Regions from separate parts of the Homo sapiens genome. Here all the other regions are linked to region 1. The links are chromatin loops, found by intact Hi-C in ENCODE. Cell type or tissue: OCI-LY7. All regions are shown on one strand. Region 1 has its middle 110 kb from the start of VPREB1. Region 2 holds the start of LOC101929255 (a long non-coding RNA gene). Region 3 has its middle 87 kb from the start of ZNF280B. Region 4 has its middle 45 kb from the start of ZNF280B.

Region 1 (8,000 bases):
CAGATGGGGAAGTGGGACGAAAACCTCACCCTGATCTGGGTTCTTGTTCTGTAACAGTTTTTAAATTTTAAAATAACCAGCCAAGGGACAAACTAAATTTGGAAATAACTTTCTAGTTGTAAAAGGCTCTTCTCTCAATTTCCCATCCATTCTTCTGAAGTCTCAGTAAAACAAAACCAAACCAAAGCACCTGACGACCCTGAAGTGTTGGCTGGTTGTCCATATGTGCTAACACCACTGCCTGCGGAGCTGGACTTTTGTTCTTGAAAGAAGCAAAATGAGGCTTTCCTAGCTCACATCATGGTCAGAGCCTGGGGACATCCTAGCAGGTGAACAGTCCCCTACAGCATGGACTCTGCTCTTCCAGTGTACAAGCAGAGACCTCCCCTTCCATCCCCACTAGTCTGTTCTCAGGGCTGTCTGAGGCTCACTGTGTCCCAGGAACAAGGCACTCAAATATGAAATGCTGCATGAGGACACAGGTCAGGGAATTGCAGATATAGTGCTGACCTGGCTCAGTACTGGGTACCTGCATTTCAGTGGAAATGTCAGGAGATGGGATTACGTCTGAGGGTAACTGTGGACCTGAGGCCGGTAAACCTCTATGTAGGACTTGAGAGAGTCAAGGGGAGGCTCCACCATGGCTGAGGCAAGGCTGAGGCTGCTCCTTGGCCATGGGGGAAGTAGGTCCCAGGGATGTGACTTTCCTGCAGCTCATTCCACTCAGGACCACGGGGACTGCTGAGGGTGGGTTTGCTGATCCCTCAGGGCCTGTGTTCTCTTCTCCTCTATTGCACCATTGGAGGTTCTCACTGAGTCAGGTTCTAGTAGTGAGTCTGTGGAACATCTGGGTACAGATACTGTTTGCTTCAAGTGACTCCTCCCCAGGAAACTCTTGAGAAGGCCCCCATCTCAATGTCACCTTTTTCTGCATGGGGAGCAGCAGAAACATTGGGCATTCCCTCCCAGAAAGAGCCCCTAATTTTGTGACTTAGGACATCAGTGATTGTCCCTCAGGGGTCCAAGCCTGATTCTCCTGCTCTGGGTTTATTCCCACAGCCTCCTGGACAACTTCTGCGCTCCAGCCTGAGGACTGGCTGGTTATCAGTGTCACACAGCTGCATCCTGACTCCATGTTACCAAGGGTTCCTATTCCATGGGGAAATGAGAGAAAGATCTGCCCCACTCATCCTGTCTCCCCATCCCTCCTTTATCCCTGCCTGTGACCAACACCAGTTCATGCCAAGACTTTTACTGTCACTTGTGTTACTGAAAGCAGAGCAAGGGTGCAGGGATGATAACTCGTTTTCTTACTGGTCTCCCCAATGGAAACAGAATCAACTTGTTTCTAGAAGCAAAAGGAGCTGTCCACACATGGTGGGTGTGGATGAGGTGGGGATGACAAGAAAGAATCCAGCCAGTGTGACCCAGAAGTCCAGGAGCCTTCAGCCTGGTCCCACAGGTGTCCTCTCCTTTTGGTGCAGGTGTGCTGATCATTTCCTGAGCTCTGAAACTGTGGGAAAGATGACAAGAAAGGAGAATCCAGCCTGTGTGACCCAAGACCCATATGTGAGAGCGGAAGTCTGACACTTAAGAAAACGTGGGCTCAGCATTCTGAGAGGTCTGGATCTGGCTCGGCCTAGAGCTGCTCTAGAAGAGAAGCAAGAGAAATGCTCAGCCTTAGGTGGCCCAGGCACAGTGGTCCTGTCAAAGGTCTGAGCTCTCTGCAACATGGATATCCTGCAGAGACATCCTTGGGAGGCTGTGATCCTAGAATGATGTAAAAATGCTAATGGAAGTGAGCAGGGGATGGTTTATGGAGGAATGAGGAGATGGGTGTGGGGTCAGATGTGGTAAGGAGGGTGCACCCTGAAGAGGAGACTGTCCATTGTGACTCATAGGAGAAGGATGCCCGGGGCCTAGGGCAGTGACAAAAAGAGGACCTGGAAGGACCGGCACCCTGAAGACACGTAGAGACTGGGGTTTGGTTTGTCTGTGAGGGTTCCTGAGGAGAATCACATAAAAAATCCACAGTCAGTGTCTTCTGTCCAGGGCTCACTGTCGCAACTGTTGCCCCTTCCTTCCAGATCCTCTGGGTGTCCAGGTTCCTTAGCCGTGGATCTGCTCCTCTCTCTGCCCTCAGCCTAAGAGCTGATGGGGCATCCACCAGGAAGCGCATCCGTGGGCAGGGAGGAGGCCGTGGGCAGCCTTCTCCTGTATGTGAGACACTGCTCAGCCTCGGTGACCCCCTGTTCATTAAGGTGGGAGGAAAGGAAAACAAAATTCACTGTGAACATCTATGCATCATCAAAGAAAAAGCAATGAGAAGAAACAGGAAGTGAAGCCCAGCTCTAATAGTTTATTTCTACTTGGAAATAAATAAAACAATATGCCTGATGTGTTATATAAACACAATAAACTTTTTATAAAAACTATGAAAATTATGTAAAGGAGCATGGCTTACACTAAAAGGAACATTTAAAATAATGACACCCTTGAAATGCAATCCCAAAACACAGCATCCATTTTATTTCAGTTACATATACGGACTGGTTTTATTTAAATGCCTGCAATAAATCTCACTATTTTGTTGTTTAAATGGAGCATTTAAAATCTCATTGTGGCCAGGCGCGGTGGCTCACGCCTGTAATCCCAGCACTTTGGGAGTCCGAGGTGGGCTGATCACAAGGTCAGGAGTTGGAGACCAGCCTGGCCAACATGGTGAAACCCAGTCTCTACTAAAAAAATACAAAAATTAGCCGGGCATGGTGGCTCGTGCTGGTAATTCCAGCTACTTGGAAGGCTGAGGCAGGAGAATTGCTTGAACCTGGGAGATGGAGGTTGCATTTAGCCGAGATGGTGCCACTGCACTCCAGCCTGGGCAACAGACCAAGACTCCGGCTCAAAATAAATAAATAAATAAACAAACAAATAAATAAAAAATCTCATTGTATTGCAACTGCCTGATGATACATTCACAAGTATAAATATCAACATAACCATCCAGCTGTTTCCCTCCATCCACGTAAAATTCCCCAAACAAATATTTGTTAAGAGTCCAGGGTGTATCATGCCAGAACTCATGCAATCATAAACACAATCTATTTCATTTTTCATTTTGATTAACAGAATTATCTTTTTTCTTAAGATTATTGTTTTTAGTTTATTAGATTCTAGATGTCATTACAGACCAAAGATGAATAATTTTCATCATCTTCAAGCCACCCCCACAAGACTCACTACTGAATTTGAACCATAATTTTTCCCTGGAAATCCTAGTTGGGGTGCTCGATGCTAAGAGCTATCACATATCAGGCTCACCTGAGGACAGACTCTGGTCGTCAAACCAAGTTAAAATTTTAATTCTTCCCATGTTCAAAGACTGAACATCTTTGCTCTTTTTGCTCATAAGTGAAACACTCCAAAGACATTTGCCAGGATCCCCCACAGACTGGCATTCAGTGCTTGGAGGACAGACTCCTAGGCAAGATCCCTGGTCACAGTATCCGGATGACTATGACTGCAAATCTGGGGAAGTAGAGGGAGAACAAAGATTTACCAGAAAAACCCTCTGGGAATTCCTCCCCAGGGCATCCCAGAGGGAAGAGCTCCCTTTCTCCTCAGCGCAGCAGGATCCACAGAGGAAGTGGAGCCCTGGCCACCAGGGAGGAGTCACATGAGAGGAGAGGACCCGGTGTCCAACACTGGTGGGGAAGTGAGTCCATGGGGCCGGTCCCCGCTCTGGGCTTGATCCTGAAATAAAAGGACTTTGTGTAGACATCACCTGAGTCCTCTACAATGTACAGCCAAAGAGCCATAGACAGATTCACTCCTGAGGAGTCCAGTAGAGCGTGAAGACTGCCCTGAGGTCACAGGAGGGAGACACAGGTGCCACCTTACTGGGCCGGGACTTGGGAGCGGGGGCAGTGGCCAGAAAACAGGGCGGGGCGGAGGCAGCGGTGAATCTCAGAGGCTCTGGTCACCTGATCATAGAACGGTTTGCCTTAGTCTGGACACTAGGGGGCGCTTGGGGACCATTTCTGAGAAGACTTGGGGTAATCAGAGCAGAACCAGGCACCTGCCCTGCCTGATGTCCTCTGCTCAGGGCTGGCAGCTGTGTCCTGTGTCCTCCCCACCCCCTGGGACCACAAAGCTCCACCCCTGCCACACCCTGACATACTCAAGCCCAGGAGCCTGACCCAGGGCTCAGGGTGGGGTCAAAAACCGGGGGGATCTGATTTGCATGGATGGACTCTCCCCCTCTCAGAGTATGAAGAGAGGGAGAGATCTGGGGGAAGCTCAGCTTCAGCTGTGGTAGAGAAGACAGGATTCAGGACAATCTCCAGCATGGCCGGCTTCCCTCTCCTCCTCACCCTCCTCACTCACTGTGCAGGTGACAGGATGGGGACCAAGAGAGGGGCCCTGGGAAGCCCATGGGGCCCTGCTTTCTCCTCTTGTCTCCTTTCGTCTCTTGTCAATCACCATGTCTGTGTCTCTCTCACTTCCAGGGTCCTGGGCCCAGTCTGTGCTGACTCAGCCACCCTCAGCGTCTGGGACCCCCGGGCAGAGGGTCACCATCTCTTGTTCTGGAAGCAGCTCCAACATCGGAAGTAATTATGTATACTGGTACCAGCAGCTCCCAGGAACGGCCCCCAAACTCCTCATCTATAGTAATAATCAGCGGCCCTCAGGGGTCCCTGACCGATTCTCTGGCTCCAAGTCTGGCACCTCAGCCTCCCTGGCCATCAGTGGGCTCCGGTCCGAGGATGAGGCTGATTATTACTGTGCAGCATGGGATGACAGCCTGAGTGGTCCCACAGTGCTCCAGGCCCAGGGGGAACTGAGACAAGAACCCCCTTCCTCCTCTGTCAGGAGGGTGAGCCCCGGCAGCTGCTGCTCAGGCCCGGCCTGTGGCTTCTGCTGCTGTAGCTTCCCCCATGGGTCCAAGGGCATCCAGGGCCCTGCCTGAGAGTGGAGGCTCCTCCTCCCCTTCATCCTCAGAGTCATGAACAGGCTGTCCAGGAAACAGAACATCCTGCTTCCTGCAACTTGGGACACAGGGTCTCTGCACTGAAGTCCTGGACTGAGGTGGCAGGTACAGCTGTGTCGTCACAGACCCACCTCTGATGGGAAACCTGTGTCTCTGTCATCCTCCTTTTCCCATTTCCAGGAGTTTCCAGAGTGGTGTCTTCCTCCCCCTGCTCCTCAGTGTGAATCCCTGTGCTTCCTTTCTCTCCAGCCAATTCTTTTTTTAATAAAACTCCTTTCATGTAGGAATAATGCATATTTAATAAACCACCCAGATTTATAATAGGAAATTAGACAAATGTTGACATTTTTTGATCCTTGAATACATCACCACCAACACGCAGCTATGCAACCTGTGACCAACCCCAGCAACCCCTCATGACCCCTTGTCATCTCCCTCCCTCCCTTCCCCAGTGCTATCCTGTGCAGCCACAGATCTGTCTCTGTCACTATTGTTTGCTTTCCATTTTTTGGAATGTATCAGTGTTATCAGACATTATCTTCCCATTTGTTCTGGCTTTTTTCACACTGCAAACTCCTTTTGGGATTCTTCCTGTTCTCGCTGAATTGCACCCATCCCATAGAGGGCTCATTACTACCTTTGAGGGCCTTTAGGTTGATTATTCCTGATTTTGTTTATTTATTTTAAAGTTTGAATTTATCGTCCATCAAAATCAAACTCTTGGAGTTATGTTCATCTAAGGTGACAGGAGAGTCTGTGATGTCTTGTCGGGATTCTTGCTTCTTCATCTCTTGCCTCTCGTTCTGTCTATATTGGAAGAGGTTCTCATATTCTATTTATTTACTTATTTATTTATTTGGGTTTTTAAGGATTTCAGTGTTTTTTTCTCTTTAATTATTAATTTTTTTATTTTAATAGGTTTTTAGGGAATCGGTGGTATTTGGTTACATAAATAAGTTCTTTAGTTGTGATTTCTAAGATATTGGTGCACTCATCACCCAAGTAGCGTACAGTGTACCCAGTGAGTAGTCTTTTATCCCTCACCCCGCTTCTACCATTTCCTCCCAGTCCTCAAAGTCCATTGTATCATTGTTATGCCTTTGTGTTCTCATAGCTTATCTCCCACTTATGGGTGAGAATATGCCATGCTTTGTTTTCAATTCCTGAGTTACTGCACTTAGAATAACAGTCCCCAATTCTATCCAGGTTGCTGGGAATGCCATTATTTTGTTCCTTTTTATGGCTGCATAGTATTCCATGGTATGCATATATTTAACATTTCCTTTATCCATTTGTTGGTTTATGGGCATTTGGGCTGGTTCCATGTTCTTGCAATTGCAAATTGTGCTGCTATAAACATGCGTGTGCAACTATCTTTTTTGAATAATGATTTCTTTTTCTCTGGGTACATGCCTAGTCCCAGATTTTGGGACTTTGCTGGATCAAAGGGTACATCTATTTTTAGTTCCTTAAGGAATCTGTTTTCCATAGTGGTTGTACTAGTTTACCTTCCCACCACCAGTGTAAAAGTGTTTTGTTTTCACCACATCCATGCCAACATCTATTATTGGCCATTCTTGCGGTATTAAGGTGGTATTGTATTGTAGTTTTGATTGGTATTTCCCTGATCATTAGTGATGCTGTTCATTTTTCTTTATGTCTGTTGGCCATTCATATATCTTCTTTTGAGAATTTTTATTTATGCCTTTAGCCTACTTTTTGATGAGATTGTTTAGTTTTTTTCTTGATAATTTGTTTGAATTCTTTGTAGATGCTAGCCCTTAGTCATTAGGTGGATATGTAGATTGTGAAGATTTTCTTCCACTCGGTGGGCTGTCTGTTAACTCTGCTGATTATTTCTTTTGCTGTGAAGAAGCTTTTTAGTTTAATTAGGTCCCATCTATTTATCTTTGTTCTTGTTGCATTTGCTTTTGGGTTCTTGGTCATGAAGTCTTTGCCTAAACCAATGTCTAGAAGGGTTTTTCTGATGTTATCTTCTAGAATTTTTATTGTTTCAGGCCTTAGGTTTAAGTCTTTGATTCATCTTGAGTTGATTTTTGTATAAGCTGAGAGATGAGGATCCAGGTTTATTTCTTTCACATTTGGCTTGCCAATTATCCCAGCACCATTTCTTGAACAGGGTGTCCTAGAGTATAGTTTGAAGTTAGGTAACCTGATGCCTCTGGATATGCTTTTTGTTGTTGTTGTTGTTTGTTTGTTTTTTCTTAGTCTTGCTTTGGCTATGCAGGCTCTTTTTTGGTTCCATATGAATTTTAGGATTGTTTTTTCTAGTTCTGTGATAAATGATGTTGGTATTTTGATGGGAATTGCATTGAATTTGTAGATTGCTTTTGGTAGTATGATCATTTTCACAATATTGATTCTACCCATTCATGAGCATGGGATGTGTTTTTATTTGTTTGTGTCATCTATGATTTCTTTCAGCAGTGTTTTGTAGTTTTCTTTGTAGAGTTCTTTAATCTCCTTGGTTAGGTATATTCCTAAGTATTTTTTTTTTTGCAGCTATTTGTTAAAGGGGTTGAGTTCTTGATTTGATATTCAGCTTGGTCCCTGTTGTTGTATTTGTGTGCCTTAATTTTGTATCCCGAAACTTTGCTGAATTCATTCACCAGTTCTCGGAGCTTTTTGAATGAGTCTTTAAAGTTTTCTAGGTATACGATCTTATTATAAGCAAACAATGACAGTTTGACTTCCTCTTTACCAATTTGGATGCCCTTAATTTCTTTCTCTTGTCTGATTGCTCTGGCTAAGACTTCCAGAACTATGTTGAACAGAAGTGGTGAAAGTGGGCATTCTTGTCTTGTTCCGGTTCTCGGAAGAAATGCTTTTAAGTTTTTTCTGTTCAGTATAATGTTGGCTGTGGGTTTGTAATAGAGGGCTTTCATTACCATAAGGTATGTCTCTTCTATGCCAGTTTTGCAGAGGGTTTTAATCATGAAGTGATGATGGATTTTATCAAGTACTTTTTCTGCATCGATTGAGATAATCT
Region 2 (8,000 bases), 51 kb after region 1:
GACCGATTCTCTGGCTCCAAGTCTGGCACCTCAGCCACCCTGGGCATCACTGGCCTCTGGCCTGAGGACTAGGCCGATTATTACTGCTTAGCATGGGATACCAGCCTGAGAGCTTGCACAGTGCTCCAGGCCAATGGGGAACTGAGACAAGAACCCTCTTCCTCCTCCGCCAGGAGGGTGAGTGCCTGCAGCTGCTGCTCACACCTGACCTGTAGCTTCTGCTGCTGTAGCTTCCCCCATGGGCCTCGGGGCATCCAGGGCCTTGCCTAGGAGTGGAGGCTCCACCACTTTTGTCCTCAGAGTCAGGAACAGGGACCCCAGGAGACAGAATATCCTGCTCCTCAGCTTGGGACACAGGGTCTCTGCACTGAAATCGTGGGCTGAGGTGGCAGGTCCAACTGTGTCTTCACAGTCCTTCCTGTGCCTGCCCATGGTGTGGGGACGGAGTGAGGAAGTGTGGGCCATTGAGCTTCACTAGAGGCCTGAGGGAGCAGAGGTGCTCCCGAAGACCTGGACTCCTTCCGTCACCCTCCTCCCATCACTCTCCTCACTGTAGCTGTGGCCAGGTGAGGGCTCAGGGCTACTTGAGGACCTTGCTCAACCCAGGGCCTCCATCCCAGGCATTGTTTCCAAACTCTGTAAGGGCTGTCTCTGAATCTGTAGAAACATTTATTTCTATGTGCCCAGGACTGGGTTAGAGGGCACCAACCCCACCCCTTGCAAACTGCTCATCACCTCTCAGTGAAACAATGAGGAGAAGAAAGAGTTAGAAATCAGAAGCCTCCCCAAGGCTCCCCTCTCTCCTCTCAACCAGCCTCCCCTTGGCTTCCTCCTTCCACAGAAATAAAGAGGAGGCAGCCACAGAAGGCAAGGGAAGGTCCAGGCATTATACCAGGCAGTGGAGCCAGCCAGTCCCCCCAGATGGTGGAGGGAGGTGGTGGAGGTGTCTGGGACCAGAAAATAGTGAGGACCCTCTTACTAAAGTGAGGAGGGGTGGCATAAACTGAGGCTCAGATGGTGGACCAGATCTCCTGAGCCATCTACTCATTTCTTCTTGAGTTTCAGTTTCAGTAAGAATAGGATAAAAAAAAAGTCTGAAGAGGTTCCTTTCCTCAGATAAGAATTCGTAGAGGATTATTGCCCACTCAGGCATTGAGGGGAGGCTGAGCCTCCCTCTCAGGCCAATAGAACTGGGGGCTTTCATGGGAATTTGATTGTACTGAAGCTCCCAGACTCTGACATCTAAGACTTATGCTCTCGTAGCAGAGCCCAGCACTGATACCAAAATGGATAAAGGCTGATTGATAAGCCTGGAATATCCTAGCTGACACCGACTTGTGGAAAAGAGAATCAAGTTAGAATATTGATGTGATAAGGTGGCATCGCACAGTGAGGAGAGGAGAGCTTGTGTGGGGGAGGGTAGAGGAGCCATTAGAGGGTTGGACAAAGAGGACACAGAATCTGAGGTAAGTTTGTGAGGAAAACTCCAGATGCTTCAGAGAAGATGGACAAGGAGGTAGGCAGTATGAAGGCCATGGGACCAGCTCTAGTCACCGGGAGTGAGTGGTGAGATTCAGCACCAGTGTCTGGGGAGGAGGTACTGAAGCCTGGGTGAGGGGAGATGCTCAAGGCTGGCCTTAGGACCTGAGTGGGGCACAGTGATCACACTGCTGGGGGGTCCTTCAAGTGCAAGGGGGCTGCAGGAAGGCTCGAGCTCATTGTCACAATGAAAACTTAGACAACAGCTCCCCAGACTTGTTCAAAGGTGTCACAGGACTTTTTCCTCTCCACATGGCAACGGGGAGAGGAAAACTTATCTCTGAGATATATAAGATGTTTGTTCTCCATAACCTCTCCTGTCCCCTGGCTGAATTCCTATTTGGAAACAAAATGACTCTCCAGTTTTACATATGACATCCTCACTAAAAAAAAAGTTCCAGAATGAGAAAGATCTGCCCTCCCTGACCCACTGGTGAGGAATCTCAGCCTTCAGGACAACCAGACGAAATCGTTCATGCCATCTCCCATGACAGCATCATGGGGACCAGGGAGCATATCTTATGGGTTTGGGCCACACACTGCCTGTCCCAAACATTGCAGCTGGGGACACTTATATGCTGAACTCATGGCTGGGAGATCTGGGGTCTAGACATGACAGGAAGAGGAAAAAGACCAGGAGCTCTGCCTAAGTAGCCCCAGTGTGTGAATCACTCTACCCTCCACCCTCAACTTCAGTTCGTGATGGGTGTTGTCTTGCGAAAACTGACAGCTGGGCTGGGACACAGGCAAGAGAGACTCTGACCCACAAATCTCCATCGTGGGCTCTCTGGCCTTTCTGATATTCTTTTTGCACATCAATTCTGGGCCAAGACACATCCATGCTCATCAAGAAGGCATTGATAGGAGAATCAGGTAGCCTCCAGAGAGACAGGAAGCAGATAAACACCCTCATGTTGGCCTCCTAAGCTCAGAGGAGAAAAAAAAGGGAAAGAAGTTCAAGAAGCCACACTAGAAGCCACTGATCACCATCACCTCGGCACCTGTCCTCCATCTGCCCCTCTTTCAAGTAAGGACCAGACTCAGGGGACAGCACCTGCACCTCCCTTTCTGTCCATGCACTGTGTAGGGAGCCTCCTTCTGCTCTCATCTCAAGGCGACTGCTCCGCCAGGTCAGCCGTGTCACTGCTGAGAGTCTTACCTCAGTCCTGGTCACAGGGTCTTGGATCAGCAGCAACCTGGCTTTGATTCAGCTGTGACCCTGCCCCTTCAGGACACAAAGCCGATGATTAAAGCCTAACTGAACTCTCCTAGATTTCTCAAACCTTAGATTCTCCTTCTCTGTGTCCCTCTAGAAAGTGCCACCTCTACCAAATAATTTCATGTTATTTCCTCAGGTCTAGAGCTATTTGATTACCAAAATTCTATACTCACTCTTCTGCTCTCATTCCTTGTCATGGTCCATTTTCCACTCAGGAGCTAATGATGCCAACCCTGTATCTACAGGCCATTGTCACAAAAAAAAAAAGAAATGAGAGGGTTCCTTAGATAAATACAGGGTTAGCAAAGAAAAGTTTCATTACCCCTTAGGAATTACTCCAAGATCTAAGAAAATTAATTCCAGAGCTTCAAGAGTTTACTCCTCAGAAACAACAGCATGAATACATTAGGTAGTGAATGTTCTTGGTCTTCTCAATGAATAACCTCTGAAAGGTTCAGAGTATACGTTTCAAAAAGATAAGTGCATAACTTTCACAAAAATGTAATCTTAACTTATGTCATCAATTTTAATTGGTATATATATTTCTGGAAAAAAAAGCAGTATGATGGTAAAAGAAATGTAAAAAAGCCTTTGTAAAACCCAGTGCTTACAGTCCACCAGGATAGCACCTGTGAAGCAAATTTTCTTTGCTGAAGATACACCGCCTTTTAGAATAATAGCAAGATAGTTTGAATTTGTCTTCTTCTCTCACAACAATCTAAAAATTAACATGATCCCATTTATATGAAATATCTAGAAATATATCTGTACATGTGGACATTCCCATCGCACACCTCCCATCCAGGCTGTCCTAAAGTGGCATCTCCTCTTCTTCTGCTCATGTTCTCCCCCTCTCCTCACCTCTCCTGCTGACACGTGGCTCCTCCCTGCCTTCCTCTCCAGTAGCCCCAGCAGATCAGGCCCAACCAGTCAACAAGCTCCTGGACTTGGGGAACAAAAGTACATCTTCTTGGATTTCTGAGGACTTGCCCTGCCAGGGTGTCTTTCTCAATCCAATCTCTCCTTCCCGGCAGTCCACTTCTCCTAGATCCTGTAATTTATCTAATCTTATTCATCTGTATCTACTTCGTGGACTTCCTTACATCTTCACCTGAACACCAGGAATCTTCAGGTCATGCCCATATGCCCTTGGTTCTCCTGTAGTCCCTTCTTCCTTCTTCCCCTGTGATGCCACCAAGTCGAAGTCTCTTCTCAGACCCTGGAGTGCAGCAGGGACTTCTCTGGTCTCTGCCCCAGGGATTAAGGGGGTGGAAGAGTGGACTCCTGTGCCCTTCCTATGCCTGTGTTTTCATCAGGGTTAGCTGCAAAAGGTAGGGATTAGGCTGTCTAGGTAGGGATTATGGCATTAGGTAGGGATTATGGCATTTCCAGAGCTGAGCTCTATGCCCAGCAAAAGATACGTGCTCAGCAACTACTTGACAGAGACCTACCTCTTATCACATGGGACACATTATACTGGACCCAGGATGGGGCTGAACTGGGAGAGGTAGCTGTGGACCTGCTCCTCGCTCTGCCCTCACCCTAAGAGCTGATGGGGCATCCACCAGGAAGAGCATTCCTGGGCAGGGAGAGGGCCATGAGCAGCCTTGTCCTGTATGTGAGACACAGCTCAGCCCGGTCACAAGATCCAGATGACTATGACTGCAATTCAGGGGAAGTAGAGAATGAAGATTGACCAGAATAACCCTCTGGGAATGTGCCCTGGGCCTCCTAGAGGGAAGAGCTTCCCTTCTATTCAGCGCTGCAGGATCCACAGAGGAAGGAGAGCCCTGGCCACCAGGGAGGAGCCACATGAGAGGACCCGGTGTCCCCACAAATGGGAACGTGAGTCCATGAAAGTCGGTCCCTGCTCTGGGTTTGATTGTGACCTATGAGGACATTGTGTAGTCACCACCTGAGTCCTCTACAATAAACAGTGAGAGCGCCACGGACAGATTCACTCCCGAGGAGCCCAGTAAAGTGGGAGGACTGAGGTCACAGGGAGAAGACACAGGCACCACCTGGCCTGGCCCTGACAGGGGGCAGTGGACAGAACAGTGCGGAGGCAGTGGGGTCTCTAGAGGCTCTGGTCACCTTGTCATACCATGGTTTGTCTCGGTCTGGACACTAGAGGGCACTTGGGGATCATTCCTGAGAAGACTGAGGTTGATCAGAGCAGAACCAGCCACCTGTCCTGCCTAGTGTCCTCTGCTCAGGGCTCACAGCTGCGTCCTTTACACCCGTGGGACCACACAGCCCCACCCCTGCCACCCCCTGACATCCTCAGGCATAGGGACCTGACCCAGGGCCCAGGGTGGGATTAGAAAGCTGGGGGTCTGATTTGCATGGATGGACCCTCCCACTCTCAGAGTATGAAGAGGGGCAGGGAGAGATTTGGGGAGGCTCTGCTTCAGCTGTGGGCACAAGAGGCAGCACTCAGGACAATCTCCAGCATGGCCTGGTCTCCTCTCCTCCTCACTCTCCTCGCTCACTGCACAGGTGACTGGATACAGGTCCAGGGGAGGGGCCCTGGGAAGCCTATGGATTCTTGCTTTCTCCTGTTGTCTCTAGAAGCCGAATAATGATGCCTGTGTCTCTCCCACTTCCAGGGTCCTGGGCCCAGTCTGTGCTGACGCAGCCGCCCTCAGTGTCTGGGGCCCCAGGGCAGAGGGTCACCATCTCCTGCACTGGGAGCAGCTCCAACATCGGGGCAGGTTATGATGTACACTGGTACCAGCAGCTTCCAGGAACAGCCCCCAAACTCCTCATCTATGGTAACAGCAATCGGCCCTCAGGGGTCCCTGACCGATTCTCTGGCTCCAAGTCTGGCACCTCAGCCTCCCTGGCCATCACTGGGCTCCAGGCTGAGGATGAGGCTGATTATTACTGCCAGTCCTATGACAGCAGCCTGAGTGGTTCCACAGTGCTCCAGGCCCGGGGGGAACTGAGACAAGAACCCACTTCCTCCTCTGCCAGGAGGGTGAGCCCCGGCAGCTGCTGCTCAGGCCTGGCCTGTGGCTTCTGCGGCTGCTGCTTCCCTCATGGTCCCAGGGGCATCCAGGGCCCTGCCTGGGAGTGGAGGCTCCTCCTCCCCTTCTGTCCTCAGAGTCAGGAACAGGGAATCCAGGAAGCAGAATATCCCTCTCCCTTAACTTGGGACACAAAGTCTCTACACTGAAGTTCTGGACTCAGGTGGCAGATCCAGTTGTGTCACCTCAGACCCACCTCTGATAGGGAACCCATGTATTCATTATTCTCCTTTCCCCAATTCCAGGAGTTTCCGGAGTGGTGTCTTCCTCTCCCTGCTCCTCAATGTGAGTCCCTGTGTTTCTTTTCTCCCAGGCCTATTCTTTTTTTTTTTTTTTAACAAAACTCCTTTCATGAAGGAAAAATGCACACCTAATAAACCAGCTGAATTTATAGCATTAAATTCGGCCCATTTTGGCATTTTTCTGGATCTTTGAAAATATCACCACCACTGAGCTATGCAACCTCTGACTAACCCCAGCAGCCCTTCATGATGCTTTGTCATCTCCTTCACTCCCCGAATGCCCTCCTGGGCAGCCAGGAATCTGCCTTTGCCACTACTGTATGGTTTCCATTTTCTGAAACTTACTAGTGTTATCAAACACTATCTTCCCATTTGTTCGAGCTTCTTTCACTCTGCACACTTCTTTTCAGATTCTCCCTGCTGTTGCTGAATTGCATCCCATTCTACAGAGGGCTCATTACAACCTTTGAGGGTCTAGGACATTCTCTTCTGATTCTATTTATTTACTTATTTATTTTAAAGTTTGAATTCATTGTCCATCAAATCAAACTCTACGGGTGATGTTCATCTAAGGTGACAGGAGTCAGTGAGGGCTTCTCAGGATTCTTGCTTCTTCATCTCTTCCCTCTAATTCTTTCTATAATGGGAGAATTTCTTATCTTTTTAAAGTTTTTCTATTTATTATTTTATGTTGGCTTTTAAGGTTTTTAGTGTTTTTTAAAATTTTTTTATTTCAATAGGTTTTTGGGAAACAGATGTTGTTTTGTTACATAAATAAGTTTGTTAGTGGTGATTTCTGGGATTTTGGTGCACTCATCACCCAAGCAGGGAACACTGTACCCAATGTGTAGTCTTTTATCCCTCACCCCATCCCACCCTTTCTCCTGAGTCCCCAAAGTCCGTTGTATCATTCTTATGCCTTTGTGTCCTCATAGCTTAGCTCCCATTTATGAGTGAAAACATATGATGTTTGCCCTTTTATTCCTGAGTGAATTCACTTATAATGATAGTCTCCATTCCATCCGGGTTTCTGTTAATGCCATTATTTCATTCCTTTTTAAGGCTGAGTAGCAGTCTACATATATATATATATATATATATATATATATATACCACATTTGCTTCATCCACTCATTGATTGATGGGCATTTGGGTTGGTTCTATGTTTTTGCAATTGCAAATTGTGCTGCTATAAACATGAGTGTTCAAGTAATTTTTTCATGTAATGACTTCTTTTCCTCTTGGTAGATACCTAGTAGTGAGATTGCTGGATCAAATGGTAGATCCAGTTCTTTAATGAATCTCCACACTCTTTTCCATAGTGGTTGTACTAGTTTACATTCCCACCAACAGTGTAAAAGGGTTCCCTTTTCACCACATCCATGCCAGCATCAATTATTTTAATTTTTTTATTATGCCCATTCTTGAGGGAGTAAGGTGGTATTGCATTGTGACTTTGATTTTCATTTCTCTAATCGTTAGTGATCTTGAGCATTTTGCCATATGCTTGTTAGCCATTTGTATATCTTCTTTTGAGAATTGTCTATTCATGTCTTTAGCCCACTTTTTGATGAGATTGTTTGTTTTTTTCTTGCTGATTAGTTTGAGTTCTTTGTAGATTCTGGATATTAATACTTTATTAGATGTATAGATTGGGAAGATTTTCTTTCACTCTGTGGGTTGTCAGTTAACTCTGCTGACTGTTTATTTTGCTGTGCAGAGGCTATTTCATTTAATTCAGTCCCATCTATTTATCTTCGTTTTTAATGCATTTCATTTTGGATTCTTGGTTATAAAGTCTTTGCTTAAGCCAATTTCTTCTAGAATTTCTAAGGTTTCATGTCTTAGATTTAAGTCTTTGACCAATCTTGTGTTAGTTTTGTATAAGATGAGAGATGAAGATCCATTTTCATTCTTCTACGTGTGACTTGCCTATTATCTCAGCACCATTTGTTGAATAGCGTCTCCTTT
Region 3 (8,000 bases), 65 kb after region 1:
ATACATTAAAAAAAAAAGAAAACAATTCAAATTTCGTCATTAGAATGAGTAAAATGCGGCTGGCACGGTATCTGGTGCCCATAATCCCAGCACTTTGGGAGGCTGAGACGGGGGATCATCTGAGGTCAGGAGTTGTTAGAGACCAGCCTGGCCAATATGGTGAAACCCTGTCTCTACTAAAAAAAGATTAAAAAAAATTAGCTGGGTGGGTGGCACACTCAGTGATTGCAGCTACTCATGAGGCTGAGGCACAATAATCACTTGAACCCAGGAGACAGAGTTTGCAGTGAGAGGAGATGGTGCCACTGCACTCTAACCTAGGTGACACAGTGAGACTCTGTCCCAAATAAATAAATAAATGTAAAATACTTAAGAATAAACTTAAGAAGGTAAAACACTTGCACATTGAAAACAATAAAACATTGCTAAAAGAAATTGAAGAATACACAAATAAATGGAAAGACGTTTTTGATTATGTATTGGAAAACTCAATATTGTTAAGATACCAGTAGAAACCAAAATAAAATATACTATAGAGTCATCACAATCTTTATCAAAATTCCAATACTACTTGGTACAAGAATGGATATAATTCTAAAATCCAGATACCCAAAATAGCCAAAATAATCTTGTAAAAGAAGAACGTTGTTGGAATCCTGACACTTCCTGATTCCAAAGCATACTAAAAAGATACACTAATCAAAACAGAGTGGTACATATAGACAGACATACAGACAAATAGAATAGAATTGAGTGCCTTGGAGAAAACTCTCAGTTATATGGTCAAATGATTTTCAACAAGCTTGCCAAGACCATTCGTGAGGGAAAGAACAGTCTTTTTAACAAATGCTGTTGAGAAAACTGGATATCCACATGCAATCTGGAAGTGAATCAAAGACACAAATGGGAGAGCCACAACTGAATCTTAAAAGAAAACATTGGGAAGTAGGTCCACAACGTAGGGTTTGGAAATGATTTCTTGGATATGGCACAAAAAAGACAGGGAAAACATAGAAAAAGAAGAATATAGATAAATTGCATTTCATCAAACTGTAAAACTTATGTGCAGCAAAGGACACTACCAACAGAGTGAAAATGCAGATAATAGAATGGGAAAGATTGTTACAAACTTTATATCTGATAAGGCATCCAAGCTATAGAAAGAACTTCTACAACTCAACAGTAACAACAAAAATAGGAATAACCCGAAAAAAACAAGGACAAAGGACTTGAGTAGATATTACTACAAAAAAAGATCTACGAATGTCCAATAAGTACATGAAAAGATGTACAGCATCACCAATTATTAGTACACTGCAAATCAAATCACAATAATATACAACTCTATACCCATTAGGATGGCATTAACCAAATAACAGAAAATTAAAAGTTCTAGCAAAGATGTTTAGAAATTGCAACTGTTACGATTTGCTGGAGAGACTGCAGAATGATGCTTCCACTGTGGATGCCTTATGGCTGTTCCTCATAAAATCAAACATAGAATTACCATTTTATCAGAATTTTCACTTCTGGGAATGTGCCTGAAAAAATTGAAAGCAAGATCTCAAAGAGAAAATTGTACATCCTCGTTCATAGCAGCATTGTTCACAATAGCTAAAAGGTGGAGGCAGCCCAAGTGTCAACTAATGAATCAACAAGATATATTATACACACACAAGGGAATATTATTCAGCCTTAAAAAGAAAGTCTGACCCATGCGATGGCATGGATGAACCTTTAAGACATCATGCCGTCAGAAATAAGCTGACTTCAAAAGGACAAAAATTGTTTGCCAGCCCTTATATGAGGTACCTAGAATAGTTAACTCCACAGTGACAAGAAGTAAAACGATGTTTCCCAGGTATGAAGTTTGGTTTGGGAAAATAAAAAATTTGTGGAGATGAGTGGCAGTACTGTGGTTGTACAACAGTGTTAATTTACTTAATGTCACTGAAGTATACATTTGAAAATTGTTGAAATAATGTATTTTGTGTATGAATATTTTACTACAGCCAAAAAGAGGAAGATTTATGTTTGGTGCAGTTTCTCTACCTCCAAGAACAGTGGAAACCTACAGGACTAGGAGAGTGTGCATGAGTATCCAGGACACTCTTCCTTTTATGCCAGCCCCACAGCATCCAGGACACCCTTCCTTTTATTCCAGCCCTGCAGCATCCTAACAAGTTAAGAGAGTCAGACGTACCTCATTACAGGTGACTCAGAATAATATGAGAAAGTCTAGAGGTGGCCATGATGTTAGCGGTGGGTGCCCAACCCAGCCCAGGAGCAGCCGCAAATGCAACAGTGGCCAAAGAAGGGGAGATGAAGCTGGTGGCAGAGGTAGCAGCCCCTCCAGCTGGAGAGGGGCATCTGCTTCTGTACAAAATGGTTCACAGTTGATAAGTCTTGCATAGATGCCTCATCGTTTACCTCATGACCAACTACAGTTTTCATTGCAATGTACGTTATCATAGCAGTAATGTCTATTTCCTCCTGTAGCAAGCAAACATGAACGAAACGTGCTTTACTGCTTTGTCCAACAGGACATGTTAGTCCCAAACACAGGCTGAATGTTTAAAGGTAACGTTCTCTAAAGATAAGGATATTATACCATTTATTGATAAATACGGGGATTGCATGATGACCATTCAGACACTTGGAATAATTACTTGGCTAAATAACATTGTTTAAACAATGAGTAAATTTAGTTATTCTTTGCAGAGCAAAAAAGATCCAAGTTTCACCAGTCCCTTGGCAAACACTACATTTCAAACTATGGAAGGGAGACATCCTGAAATTTTGTGCTACTCTTTCTGAAGACACAGAAACAGTCAAGTCATACCTAATACTTATGAGCATAAAGCTTTGATAAAATTCAAGAATTATTTGCATTTTGAGGAAAAAGACTTTGTCGCTAAAGCAGAGAAGAACCTAAAACGGACTCCTCATAGTGAGCTAATATTTTATAAAAAGGTGTCAATCAAGGTGTGGCTTACAAAAATACTTTCAAGGATGTTTACTTTCCAGCCATCTCACTGGACAAGAACTGGGTGGTTTTCATTAACTTTGGACTGTGCTTTAATTTCCTAAAAATGATGTCACTTACTGCCCTGAGTGACATGGGATGGGATGCTGTGGTAGAGCACACTCTGGCTGATGTCTTGTACCTGCTGGAGACAGAAAAGGATGGGAGACACAGTCCTCCACAGGAAATCTCAAATGGGTCCCTCTTTCTTTTCAGATATGGACTTTCTGGGGAGTAATACTGTAGGGCTTTTCTTGTTGTTGCCTTTAACTGTCTCAAATGTTCTCCCAAAGATGCTACTGAACACAGCCTCTCCTTTGAGCAAGTTAAAAGTCTGGGTACGACTGCGAGAGGCTCCTGCCTGCCAACACTCTTTCTCCACTTTCAGTGACTGCTCTTCTTCTGAGGGCCGTAAACCAACAACTGCTCATCCCAAGATCCACTAAGCCCTCTGGGAAATTGGTGCTGTACTGCATACCCTGCCTGCTGGGACTTGTTACATTGATGTATTTTCTAAGGAGTGAATAATCTTGTCCAAGTAACTAACTTATTTAAAGACATTTTCTTCGGTGGGCACTGACTCCATGGCACCCGTTTTCCAAGGAGTTGGTGAGCTTGTTTCTGAGAATGCCAGAAATCAATGTACATTCCAAATCATTCTAAAAGTGATTTCTTTTTGGTGTGGGTTTGGTTTTGTTATTAATTTTGAAATATATCTTTGAATACTGAGATCTCTGAAACTACTAGATCTCTAGAAGTGTAATTGGGAAAGAAGGTTGCTTGCAGCTTTAACAAAATGAGAAACTCTTCCCAAATACAACCTGTTTTGAAGTTAAAAAAAAATGTGACATTAGAACCTGCAAAATCTAAGAGTTTCCAACAGCAGTCTCAATTCTGATGCTAACTGTAAGCTAGGGACTCCCCCAACAACGCTTCACTTCTTATGATTCCCAAGAAGGACTCACATCACTCACTGAAACTTGTGACGTTTGTTGATATGATTTTTTACAACAAAAGAATGCAGATTAAAATAATTCAAGGAAGGAGGTACATGGGCAGAGTTCAGGAGAATTCCAAGCACAGGCATTCAGTTGTCCTCTCCCAGTAAAGTAATAGACAATGCTGCATTCTCCTGGCAGCAATGTGTGATTCTGTGCATGAATTATTGCCAACCAGGAAAGCTCGCTGAAGCTTGGTGTCCAGGCAGGTTTTTTTGGGGGTGTGAGTTGGGGATGGGGTTGCTTATGTAGACCTTGTTGATCATCCTTATGGCTGACTCCGACTTGAATTTCCACTGAATTGACAATAAAACTTCAACCTTAAATATTTGGTTATTTTCTTTTTAATAAATTCTCTAAAATAAATTATTTTGAAAATGCTCGCTTTAGCTAGCTGTTTATCCAATATGAGACTCAACATAAATAGTTTCAAAAAGCCAGTGGGTCATTAAAACAATTCCTTTAGTCATCCAAAACATTCAGATAAAAATTAACACCATGTAACACTAAAATCGAATTATAGTCACTGGGGCTGGATTTCAACAACAGGAAGAGAAAGTAGTACAAATAGGGATGAGCAAAAAATAGACAAGTAATGGATGTGAATTGGCCTAGGAAATTTACAGTGGCAATGTCAAAAAGGTAAATCAATAGTTATTTGACAATACATGCTCAGTCCAGGAAAGCCACCAGGGGGCGGTCTGGGTCGTCTGCATCATAAGAAGCTCAAGGAGTTCAAACTGAATGAACCCTGCACAGTTGCTCACTGGGTCGTGTAAAATGTTAGAGCAGCTGCTTCCTCCCGCAACACACGGCCACTCTGGGCAGTCCCCTCACAGTGTGGCTGCTCTCAGGGCTGAGAACCTGGGTGGTGCTAAAGGTGGTGAATGTGGTAAAGATTTGCATAAAGCACCACACAACACACCTCCTCCACACAGGGATCTCAGTAGCATCTTCAAAGGATGGGCTTTCTGAGCTAAGAGCAATAAGAAGAAACTTTCTAAACTTACTAAAATTTATTTATTGAGTTATGTTCAAAGCAATACATGCCTATTACATAAAATCAGAAAGTATTTAAAATCACCGAGTCCTCGGCAAAGGTTCTTTATTCCAAGCAATCAATATGACTATTTTTTTTTATTTGGATGCATTCTTTCATTTTTGTTCTCAGTATTTCCACAATGGTGATCAAGCCTTGTGCTTTTTCATCTGCTTTTATACCCCTTTATGATCTAGTCATTTCAGGTTAATGTAAGTAGTGTTCCATTTCTTAAAAGGGATAAAATATTTAAATAGTTGCTAATTTTATTTTTATTTGAATACCAATGAAATATTATCATTTTTAGATAATTCTTATTGTTTGCTACTCAAACGAAGATATGATATTATCTTATTATTAAAACACTCCTGGTAACTTCTGTGGATTTTGTGAGGTCAGAAAAAAAATGCCTGAAATTTTCAGTGGAAAGCCTTGAGTACATTACACCTGACTTCACAATGCAGTAAATAGAGAAACAAGAGTTTCCGATTCATGTAAGAAGGAGCATAACAGATTAAGGTATGAGGAATAATTTATATCCAAAACTACACCAGTGTCTCCAGGCATGTGTTAGAACAGTACCCCCCAAATTCTGTTGTGCATATGCATCTTCTGGGGATTTTACAAAATGCAGATTCTGATTCAGTGGCTCTGGAGTGAGGACACAGTCTCTGCATTTCTAGAAAGTTCCTACCACACAAAATCCACATATATGTTTGAACAATAACAAGGCCAGCCAGGAGAAGAGGCTCAGGTGTGTAATCCTAGCACTTTGGGAGTTTGAGGCAAAAGAATTACTTGAGGCCAGGAGTTTGAGACCAGCCAGGGTAACGTCACAAGATCTTTTCTCTACAAAACATGTTTTTAAATAATAAAAAATGAATTAGCCAGGCGTAGTGTGGCATGCTTGTCATCGTAGATACCTAGGAGGCTGAGGCAGGAGGGTCGCTTCACCCCAGGAGTTCAAAGCTGCGATGAGCTATGATTATGCCACTGCACTCCAGCCTGGGTGACAAAGTGAGACCTTACCTCTAATAACAAAAACAGCCATAACAAATTCATAAGAATAGTGTAAAATAAGGAGAAACCTTGGCAGACAATAACCTAAGAGATATCTCAGACATAGTGAACTAATGTGTTTGGATGACAGAAGAACCCCACACTTGGCTGGCTGTGGTGACTCAGGCCTGTAATCCCAGCACTTTAGGAGGCCAAGGCGGGCAGATCACCTGAGGTCGGGAGTTCCAGACCAGCCCGGCCAACATGGAAAAGCCCCGTCTCTACTAAAAATGCAAAATTAGCCGGGCGTGGTGGCGCAGCCTGTAATCCCAGCTACTCGGGAGGTTGAGCCAGGAGAATCACTGGAATCCGGGAGGCGGAGTTTGCGGTAAGCTGAGATGGAACGAGCCACACTCCATGCAGGAAGACGACCAGGGAGGACAGCTGCAAAGCAGGGAGAGGCTCCCCTTTCTTTAAGAAACAAAACAAAAGCAAACAAACAACTAACCTGACCTCCCCTCTGGCTCCCATCCAACATTCTTACTAGCTTCTCATCTAGTCTTTTCTGTAGTGTAGCCCATCCTTACCCTCTCCCCTCCCACATCTCTGATTCCTGAATTCCCTTCTTGGGTCTCTCTCCTTTTCCTGTCAACCACTTCTCCCCTCTATCATCCTGAGTTAATTATCAAGAGCTTTATAGCAGGAAGCCTATTGGTATTTTTCCAGATTTTTTTTCTTGGAATTGGACATTCATACATTTTCTCTCTTTTTTTGGGGGGGTAGGGTGGGGTGGGGGTGGGGGTAGGGACAGGGTCTCACCCTGGTTGCCCAGGCTGTGGTCTCAACTCACTGCAACCTTCACCTCCTGACTCAAGCAATCTTCTCAGCTCAGCATCCCAAGTAGCTGTGACTATGGGCACGCACCACCACACCCTGCTAATATCTTGTATTTTTGGTAGACATGGGGTTTCCCCATGTTACCCAGGCTGGTCTTGAATTTCTGAGCTCAAGTGATCCACCCTCCTCAGCCTCCCAAAGTCCTGGAATTACAGGCATGAGCCGCTGTGCCCAGCCTATTTTTTCTCTTTTACGAGCCTCTCTGATTCCCTAGTTCTGAAGTAGCCCAGAGTTGGCTGATTCTCCTATTTTGCCTCAGCTAGCACTTCCTCCTTCTCCTTTTTTTTTTTCTCCTTCTGATCCCTGGAGTCCTCTGCATTTCCACTGAATCCAGTGAACCACACAAGCATGCTCATTTATTCTCCCCAAACTCCACCACTCTGCCTTATGTGCTGATCCAGTGAGAATCAAGAAGGAAGAGAGACCCATGGATTTCTGTGCAGCCTGGAAAGTCAGTTCATGGCTGGACTTGGCTGGGACACCAGACACCTGTCTCCCTGTCTCTATTTAGTATTCATAGGGCCCAGCAGCTGCATCCTCCCAGGGTGCCTGAAGAGTCACTGACCATGCTCTCCTACCCAGCCTCAAGAAGCCACCCAGTCCTCGAGAAGTATAATCAGACTCAGCATCTTATGTGAAGGGAACAACCATGGGGACAGGTTAGACTTGCATTGAGTCCCCTCCTCTAAGAAGGGCCAGGGAAAAGGGGCTGTTCCCCCTAATCTGTGTGGCTCAGGAAGTAGAGCTCCAGAGACTTCTCTACCATGGCCTGAATCCCTCTGCTGCTCACCCTCCTCAGTCTCTGCACAGGAGGCTGGAGATAGAAAGGCAGGGACTGGCACTGGGAGGACCAGGGCTCTGCCTTGCTCCCCCGGCTCACCGAGCCACTTCCCACACCCTGTGTCTCTGTCCTGACTCTTAGGGTCCTGGGCAGTCAGGGCTCACTTGGTGGCCTGCACAGTTTGTCTGTGACTAAACCAGCCACCATCTCCTGCACTGGAAACAGCAGCAATAACGTCCTTGGAATTGTGTCCTGGTACCA
Region 4 (8,000 bases), 110 kb after region 1:
AGACTCGGCATCTTATGTGAGGGGCACAGCCAGGGGTCAGGATAGATTTCCACTGAGTCCCCTCCCCTAAGAGACACCAGGGAAGAGGGGTTGTTCCGCCTAATCTATGTGGCTCAGGAAGCAGAGCACTACAGACATCTCTACCATGGCCTGGACCCTCTCTTCCTCACCCTCCTGAGTCTCTGCAAAGGTGGCTGTGACATGACTCTGATGACTGGAGAAACACCAGGGTCCTTTGTCTCACACTGAGAAAATTAGTGACATGGACACACATTGAGTGGTTTTAAGGAACAGAAAGTTTAATAGGCAAGAAAGAAGAAAACAGCTCCCCCATACAGAGGGAGGAGGGATCCTAATGGAAAATCCCACATGCAATGGAAAACAGCTGATTATATTGGGAGGCTGGAGGAGGCAGTGTCTGATTTGCAAAGGGCCCAGGGGATTGGTTTGACCAGGTGTGACATTCATGCAGCCTGTAAAAAAAACTGGCCCTCCCACCTTAGCCTTTTAATATGCAAATGCAGGTCACCATGATGTCCTGCACATGTGGCTTTTATCTGGAGGCTGCCATGACACCTGGCACACGTGGTGACAAAAAGAGGAGGGCGAAAGCCACCATATTGGGTGGACCTGGCTTCTAGCCACCAGCATTTGCATATCAGTGCTTGCCAGTCTGGTTTTTCAAGCTGCTTTCTGTTAGCAAAGAAATGGTTTGGGGGTCGCTTTTTATTAAAGGAAAATTCCACCGAGAACTTACACCATTTCTAGCTGCCTAAAAATTATTTCTTAATGACTCCTGTTATTTCCCCCCTCAGGAGAAGTAAACCTAACTGTCGTTAGGGGATGTTGGACAACAATTCTTTCTGGCTACTTCCTTCTGGAAAGGGGCGTCATGTAAGGGGACAGCAGTTGGGCCTCCTCCTGAGGTTGATCTAAGGATTCTCTGAAGAATGGCATGTCCATGTGTGGCTCTGTCTGCAGCATTATTTGGAGTTTGATTGCTTCTAGGTGAAAAGAGATAAATCTTACAAGAAGGTTTAAAATATAGGGTTAGAATATGAGTATTAAGATTACCACTGTTAGTGGGGGTACTATAGACCACAACTATGACAGCAGAGTTTGATACTTGTTAGTTACACCAGTGGATTGTAATACTGGGTTGTCTCCACTAGATGTCACTGAATATTACCAGAAAGATTAATATGAAAGTGACATTTTTCCTTGAGAAAACCATACATTTCCCCCTTTACTTGCCATTAGTGAATAGTTTTAGGCTTAGACCATTTTTATAACTTGCAATATAATTGGGAGAAATACATTATTGGGTGGCTAAATTAACTTTAGTGTTAATCTTGACAATTCCTTTTCTTTAATTATTAAATTATTTCATGACTTTCACAGACCCTCTTACAACATACTCAAACTTTCCGACTTGTCCTAAACATCCTTCCTTTAAATAACCAGTCATTTGCTTTTAGGACAAGAATTTCCCACACAAGATCTTTTCTTATATAAAGTTCCTTCTTTTATAACCTTCTTTCTATAGCTTAGAGTGCACCATACAACCAGTCTTCAATAAAAAGTCCTATCAAACTTAATGATAGTAAAACTTTCATGCTATATCCATAACTATTACTCCTGCTATAAGCAAAACAGCCTTGACTAAATCTTTCCTGCAATTGTTAATCCTGTTATAAGGATGATAATTAGACAAGATGTTACAGCAATTAGAATTTTACAACCAGAATTCCACATTGTGAGTGCCATAGTGTATAGTTCTATTGCAAATAGTAGTGTGACTGTAACAATTCCCACAAGACTGGCATAGTAAATAATTTCCATTGAAAACTTTACTTGCCAAGATATAACATTTCCCTTTGGGAATCTACAAGGTTACAAATGCAATTCTATGAATAATCAAAATCTCCCTGCGAATATGCATTAAAAAGAAGTTCTAATATTTGGTGGCAAATTTTTAGAGGAAGGGGTACAAATAATAAAAAGTGGCCGGGCATGGTGGCTCACACCTGCAATCCCAGCGCCTTGGGAGGCTGAGGTGGGCAGATCACGAGGTCAAGAGACTGAGACCATCCTGGCCAACATGGTGAAACCCCATCCCTACTAAAAATACAAAAAAATTTTGGGAGGCTGAGACAGGTGGATTATGAGGTCAGGAGATCGAGACCGCCTGTAGTCCCAGCTGCTCGGGAGGATGAGGCAGGAAAATGGCATGAACCTGGGAGGCAGAGCTTGCAGTGAGCTGAGATCGCGCCACTGCACTCCAGCCTGGGCGACAGAGCAAGCCTCCATCTCAAAAAAAAAAAATAAAATAAATAGCTGGGTGTGGTGGTGCATGCCTGTAATCCCAGCTACTAGGGAGGATGAGGCAGAAGAATCACTTGAACCCGGGAGGCAGAAGTTGCAGTGAGCTGAGATCATGCCATTGTACTCCAGCCTGGTGACAGAGCAAGACTCTGTCTCAAAAATAATAAATAAATAAAAAGCATCTGGTGAGGTAGGAGTGGGACTGAGTAGGATGAGTAGCCCTCACTCAGTTACTTATCTTTTATGATTTTCAGCTTAAGATCTTCTATTTCTCCACTTTGATATTCAGGACGTTCCTCTGGGCTGTCAGGGGTTGCTCCCTCAGGCATTCAGGCTTTGACTTGAGTGTGATGTATTCAGAAGTTGACACCTGTAACTTTTGCTGCCAAGGGGGTTGAAAGAGAACAGTGTAGGGCCCTTCGCAGCTTGGCTTAGGGAAGGAGAGAGAGGTGAGAGTTTTCACTAGTACCAAATTTCCTGGGTTAAATAAAGGTGGTTCTATTTCCTGGGGCTGGGCTTCTGCCAGTTGTGTCAATTTCTGTTGGAAGTGAGGTAGAGAGGTTACATGCTTAACCAATTTATAGGTTTTCTGCCTGAAAACAGTCTCTGAGCACATTGACAAATTTTATCCTTTCCTAAGTGAAAAGCTTGGTGAAGGATTTTAAGAACTTTCCATTGGCTGGAGGCTGGCAAATGGAGTTTGCCATCCTCTGGCTGTAGCCATCCTGAGAGATAAAAAGCATACCCTTGAGAAGTGGCCTATTCTGTTTCTGCAGGAAAATACTGAGGTTTAATTTCTGTTATGGAGCATTCCTAGATTAGAAGGGGGCTTGAAGTGTGTTAATGCCTTGAGGCTTCCTTGCCTTTGACTTAGCTGCCTGATTAATCTATTTCCTTTGGCTACTTTATTTGCTGCCTTTTGGTGTTCCTATAATGTATCCCTGCTATTTCTCACGGCATAAAAAGTGAAGATAATAGCCTGCTAATTTTCTGGTGATATTTTACAGGAAATCCATTAGTGGTAAGAGGATGTCTTTCCTTTTAAATGGCAGCATGAGTATGGAGAGCTAAGAAAGCATACTTGGAGTCCGTGTAAATGTTGGCTACCTTTCCCTTGCTTAATTGAAGTGTTCTCGTAAGAGCTATTAGTTCAGCTAATTAAGTGCTTGTGTCTGGGGAGAGATGTTGTTTAGAGTGACTACTGCTTATCCTGCCTTATGTATTTCTTGCTTTACCGGCTGTTAGTTAAAAGCGCCCCCTAAAGGACAGTAATCCTGCCACATTACGTGGGGTGTAAACAGTTAAGTTCTTTCCCAGGATTAATTTGGAGGCTTTTCTAACTGTAAAGCTATCATGACAATGGCTTGGAAGCATGTGTAAATAGGTCCTCCTAACTGCAACTAAGGTTGAGAAAAATATTGTACTAGAGTTTTTCCTGAGATGTTCCTTATGGTGATGCTATGAGAAGAGGGGAGGCCTGGATTAGAGAGAAGAAAAGAGAGAGATTGGCTTTAGTATTTAGAAGGACATCTACTTTCCTTCAATTTCCAGAATCACCCAGGTCCTGGCACCCTGTTAAATGTGCCACCCATGTTTGCAAGCGTGACCCTCCAAGCCATGGCACCAGAGGAACTAAGCTTGTGGGCCTAGTCGTGCTACCCCAAGCAGCTCTAGTCCTCTGCCTATGATTTCCCTTTGACTTCCTAGACTTGTGTGATCTGTGTGTCTCACCCCACCCCCACCCCCAAAAAAATAGATCTTGGCAGAAACTATATGGAAGGAAAGGCTCCTTTAATGGAGGGAATGTGCTAGATTGCCTGCTATTATGGCCTGTGCTAAAGCATTTACCCTTAGAAAAATGGTTCCAGTTAACTTCCAGACTTAAAATCTCCTTACTAATTAAGTACTGTTTTAATCGGAGAGAGAACAGGTGTCTTAAAGGAACGCGGGGACCTAATGGCGACTTTCCTGCTAATGGGACAGTATCGGGGCACAAATTCGGCTGCAGAGGAATTTTACTCCTAATAGTTAAAAGCAGAATTTTCCCGTTCACAGGAGCAGCATAAATCCTGGTTTCCAGTAGAAAGGTGCAAAAAGAAAAAAATTGAGAAGCTGCGGTGTACCGCGGAGATCAGCAATGTGTCGCATAAAGAGGATTTTATTTCCACTAGGTGGCGCTGTTGGCCTAGAAATACCATGTGCTCACCAGAGGAATTTTAGGGAGTAACCTCACTGAGGGGCAAAGGAAGACTTCTGTTCCTAGAAGATTGCAATGGCATTTTCCTGAGCTATCTCCCCAGTTACTACAGCATTTTCTGATCTTGCCTACCAGGATTACTTCCCTACGCTGTAAAAATTCCCGCACATTTGACACACAGAGAGAGTAAGAGACATAACGACCACGGATAAAAAAGGAAGAAGGTTCTGCGACAGGATAGCTAGGGATCCTTTACCAACATCCAGAGCAGGCCGTTGGAGGCTGGGTCCAGTCCCGAAACCTTTGAATAACACCAGGCTGTGCCCTGGCCAGAAATTCTCAGTTGCTTCAGAACTTTTCCCAGCCTCACGCGATGGCTAAGTTTCCCCATGAAAAGAAACTGATTTGAAGCATGACCAACATTCCCAAAGACCCGTGAGTATTGCGGGTTCTCCGTGTTCTGACCAGCAAGCCTAACACTCAAGTCTTTAGAACAACAGCCATGATAAGCGTATTTAGACGGCCAATGGATGCCCATAATTGATTTGATTTTGATTTTAAAATAGAGACCAAGAACCTCTGAATGACAGAACAGACTTTGAGTTCACTCCTCTAATCACTACGTCGATGAATGTTGTACCTTGGATTCCCAGTGAAGGCACCAGAAAGGATACGGCTCTGATGACTGGAGAAACACCAGGGTCTTTTGTCTCATTCTGAGAAAATTAGCAACATGGATGGACATATGTGGAGTGGTTTTAAGGAGTGGAAAGTTTAACAGGCAAGAGAGAAGAAAAACAGCTCCCCCATAGAGAGGGAGAAGGGCTCCGAACGGAAAACCCTACATGTGGTGGACAGCAGCTGGTTATATTGGGAGGCTGGAGGAGGCAGTGTCTGATTTGCACAGGGCCCAGGGAATGAGTTTGACCAGGTGTGTCATTCACGCAGCCTGTAAAAAAACTGGCCCTCCCACCCTAGCCTTTTAATATGAAAATTCAGGTTGCCATGATGTCCTGCACATGTGGCTTTTATGTGGAAGCTGCCGTGACACCTGGCACATGTGGTGACAAGGAGAAGAGGGCGAAAGCCACCATATTGGGTGGACCTGGCTTCTAGCCACCAGCATTTGCGTATCAATGCTTGCCAGTCTGGTTTTTCAAGCCGCTTTCTGTTAGCAAAGAAATGGTTTGGGGGTCGCTTTTTATTAAAAGAAAATTCCACCAAGAACTTTCACCCTTTCTTGCTGCCTAAAAATTATTTATTAATAACTCCTGTAGTAGCTGGAGACAAGGAGGCAGGGATGGCACTGGGAGGACCAGGGCTCTTCCTTGCTCCCCTGGCTTACTGAGCCACCTCCCTCACCCTGTGTCTCTCTCCTGACTCTCAGGGTCCTGGGCAGTCAGAACTCACTTGGTAACCTGCACAGTCTGTCTGTGGCTAAACCAGTCACCATCTCCTGCACTGGAAGCAGCAGCAATAAGGGTCTTGGGATTGTGTCCTGGTACCAACAATGAACAGGAAGTGTCCCCAAACCTCTGATCCATAGAAGCCAATATACACTTTTAGGGATGTAGGACTGATTCTCAAGCTATCAGTTTTCCAAAAAGGCCTTCCTGAGCATCTCTGGGCTCCAGGATGAGAACAAGGCTGATCACTAATGTTGGCATTAGTGATCATGTTTGTGATTTGCTATAAAATCATCCAGCGATGGAGTAAGATGATGGGTAAAAAGGGTTGAAAGATTAAACAAGATGAGTCACACTGATGATGTCAAAGCTAGCTGATGGGTGCCAAGGATTCATTAGACAACTCTCAGCATATTTATATAACTCAAAAATTTCCATAATAATCACTGCCTAAAAAAATCCATGTCTGTGATGAGAGGTATATGTCCTGCTTTTAATTGGTATGTAACCTGATTTTAACAATGTGGTATATAATCTGCTTTTAACAACGTGGACAAAATGTAAGCTTACATTCTGACTTCAAGTTGAAGCCCATCTTCTCCTAACAGGCAAAGGAGGAGCTGGGGTGGAGGCTATGAAAGGGACCGGAGCTCAGCGTTTCCCAGGACAAAGAAGTGAGTGAGGCCGGAGTCCCAGCAGAAGGACGAGGGGCTGTGAGATGGGCTATGGGAGTGTGCAGGGGCCACAACGTGCAGGTCATGCTGCTGGGGCCACAGGATTCAGGTTTTATATAAACAACAAGGAGCCACTGAAGGTGTTTAAGCCAGGGAGTGACATGCCACATCTGAATGAGAAGCATCTCTCTGAATTCCTTGAGGAGACAGTGTCTGAAGGAAGTGAGTGACCTGATTCTAGATTATTTACTAAAGCACCTTGTAAGTCTAGAAATCCAGGGGCCATTTACAATTAGCACAAGTGTAGATGTGGGCTACATTGAAGAAGTGATGGTCTCTTGTCATTCTTCACAGAACTAGAAAAAACAATCCTAAAATTCATATGGAACCAAAAAAGAGCCCACATAGCCAAAGCAAGACTAAGCAAAAAGAACAAATCTGGAGGCATCACACTACCTGATTTCAAACTATACTATAAGGTCATAGTCACTAAAACAGCATGACACTGGTATAAAAATAGGCACATAGACCAATGGAAGAGAACAGAGAATCCAGAAATAAACCCAAATACTTACAGCCAAGTGATATCCAACAAAGCAAACAAAAATATAGAGTGGGAAAATGACACCCTATTCAACAAATGGCGCTGGGATAATTGGCAAGCTAGATGTAGGAGAATGAAACTGGATCCTCATCTCTCACCTTATACAAAAATCAACTCAAGATGGATCAAGGACTTAAATATAAAATCTGAAACTATAAAACTTATAGAAAATAACATCAGAAAAACTCTTCTAGACATTGGCTTAGGCAAGGATTTCATGACCAAGAACCCAAAAGCATATGCAACAAAAACAAAGTTCAATAGGTGGAACTTAATTAAACTAAAGAGCTAAAGAAAAAAAAGAGCTTAATTAAACTAAAGAGCTAAAGAACTAAAGAAATCAAAATAATCACTTATAGAATGATGAAATCGGTGTCTGGGAATCAGAACATGGATGTGTGAATACAGACAGTGACTGGTGAGCTGCATGGCAAAAGGAACATCAGCAGAGTAAACAGACAACCTACAGAGTGGGGAAAATTCTTCACATTCTATACATCTGACAAAGGACTGATATATCCAGAATCTACAAAGAACTCAAACAAACTAGAAAGAAAAAAAAAACTCATCAAAAAGTGGGCTAAAGGCATGAGTAGATAATTCTCAAAAGATGATATACAAATGGCCAAGAAACATATGAAAAAATGCTCAACATCACTAATGATCAGGGAAATTCAAATCAAAACCACAATGAGATACCACCTTACCACCTGCAAGAATGGCCATAATTAACATATAATAGATGATGGCATAGATGCAGTGAAAAAGGAACACCTCTACACTGCTGGTGGGAA

The links. Peaks named below come from ENCODE experiments on the same cell type or tissue, not always from the same donor. Only the 100,000 strongest peaks of a DNase experiment are listed, where the experiment ranks them.
Region 2: a loop joins it to region 1, with 5 times the contacts of the local background. A loop is called at or near these places in 10 of 110 quality-filtered maps.
Region 3: it touches region 1 in a loop (4-fold over the local background); 10 of 110 quality-filtered maps call a loop at or near these places.
Region 4: it touches region 1 in a loop (13-fold over the local background); 4 of 110 quality-filtered maps call a loop at or near these places.

Annotation. Positions count from the first base shown.
Region 1 is chr22:22,353,448-22,361,447 of GRCh38, forward strand. It overlaps IGL and IGLV1-47. Among named protein-coding and RNA genes, the nearest start is that of VPREB1, 110 kb to the left of the region's middle. RefSeq lists a silencer at 4,114-4,213. In OCI-LY7, a CTCF peak has its summit at 4,006 (motif pointing right); DNase peaks (open chromatin) are centred at 4,074 and 4,914; H3K4me3 peaks cover 975 bases; H3K27ac peaks cover 1,982 bases.
Region 2 is chr22:22,404,606-22,412,605 of GRCh38, forward strand. It overlaps LOC101929255 (a long non-coding RNA gene), which reads right to left and starts at 4,592. Exons shown (of 3, transcript XR_938052.4): 1 at 3,620-4,592; 2 at 2,932-2,997. It also overlaps IGL, the pseudogene IGLV1-41 and IGLV1-40. RefSeq lists a silencer at 211-270. In OCI-LY7, CTCF peaks have their summits at 4,889 (motif pointing right) and 5,091; DNase peaks (open chromatin) are centred at 186, 4,916 and 5,736; H3K4me3 peaks cover 1,609 bases; H3K27ac peaks cover 2,588 bases.
Region 3 is chr22:22,418,099-22,426,098 of GRCh38, forward strand. It overlaps IGL, the pseudogene ASH2LP1 and the pseudogene IGLVI-38. Among named protein-coding and RNA genes, the nearest start is that of ZNF280B, 87 kb to the right of the region's middle. In OCI-LY7, a CTCF peak has its summit at 4,696 (motif pointing right); DNase peaks (open chromatin) are centred at 4,793 and 7,493; H3K4me3 peaks cover 473 bases; H3K27ac peaks cover 1,936 bases.
Region 4 is chr22:22,459,741-22,467,740 of GRCh38, forward strand. It overlaps IGL. Among named protein-coding and RNA genes, the nearest start is that of ZNF280B, 45 kb to the right of the region's middle. In OCI-LY7, CTCF peaks have their summits at 1,179 (motif pointing right), 3,593 (motif pointing left), 4,503 (motif pointing right), 4,711 and 2 weaker places; DNase peaks (open chromatin) are centred at 1,151, 2,711, 3,591 and 4,491; H3K27ac peaks cover 573 bases.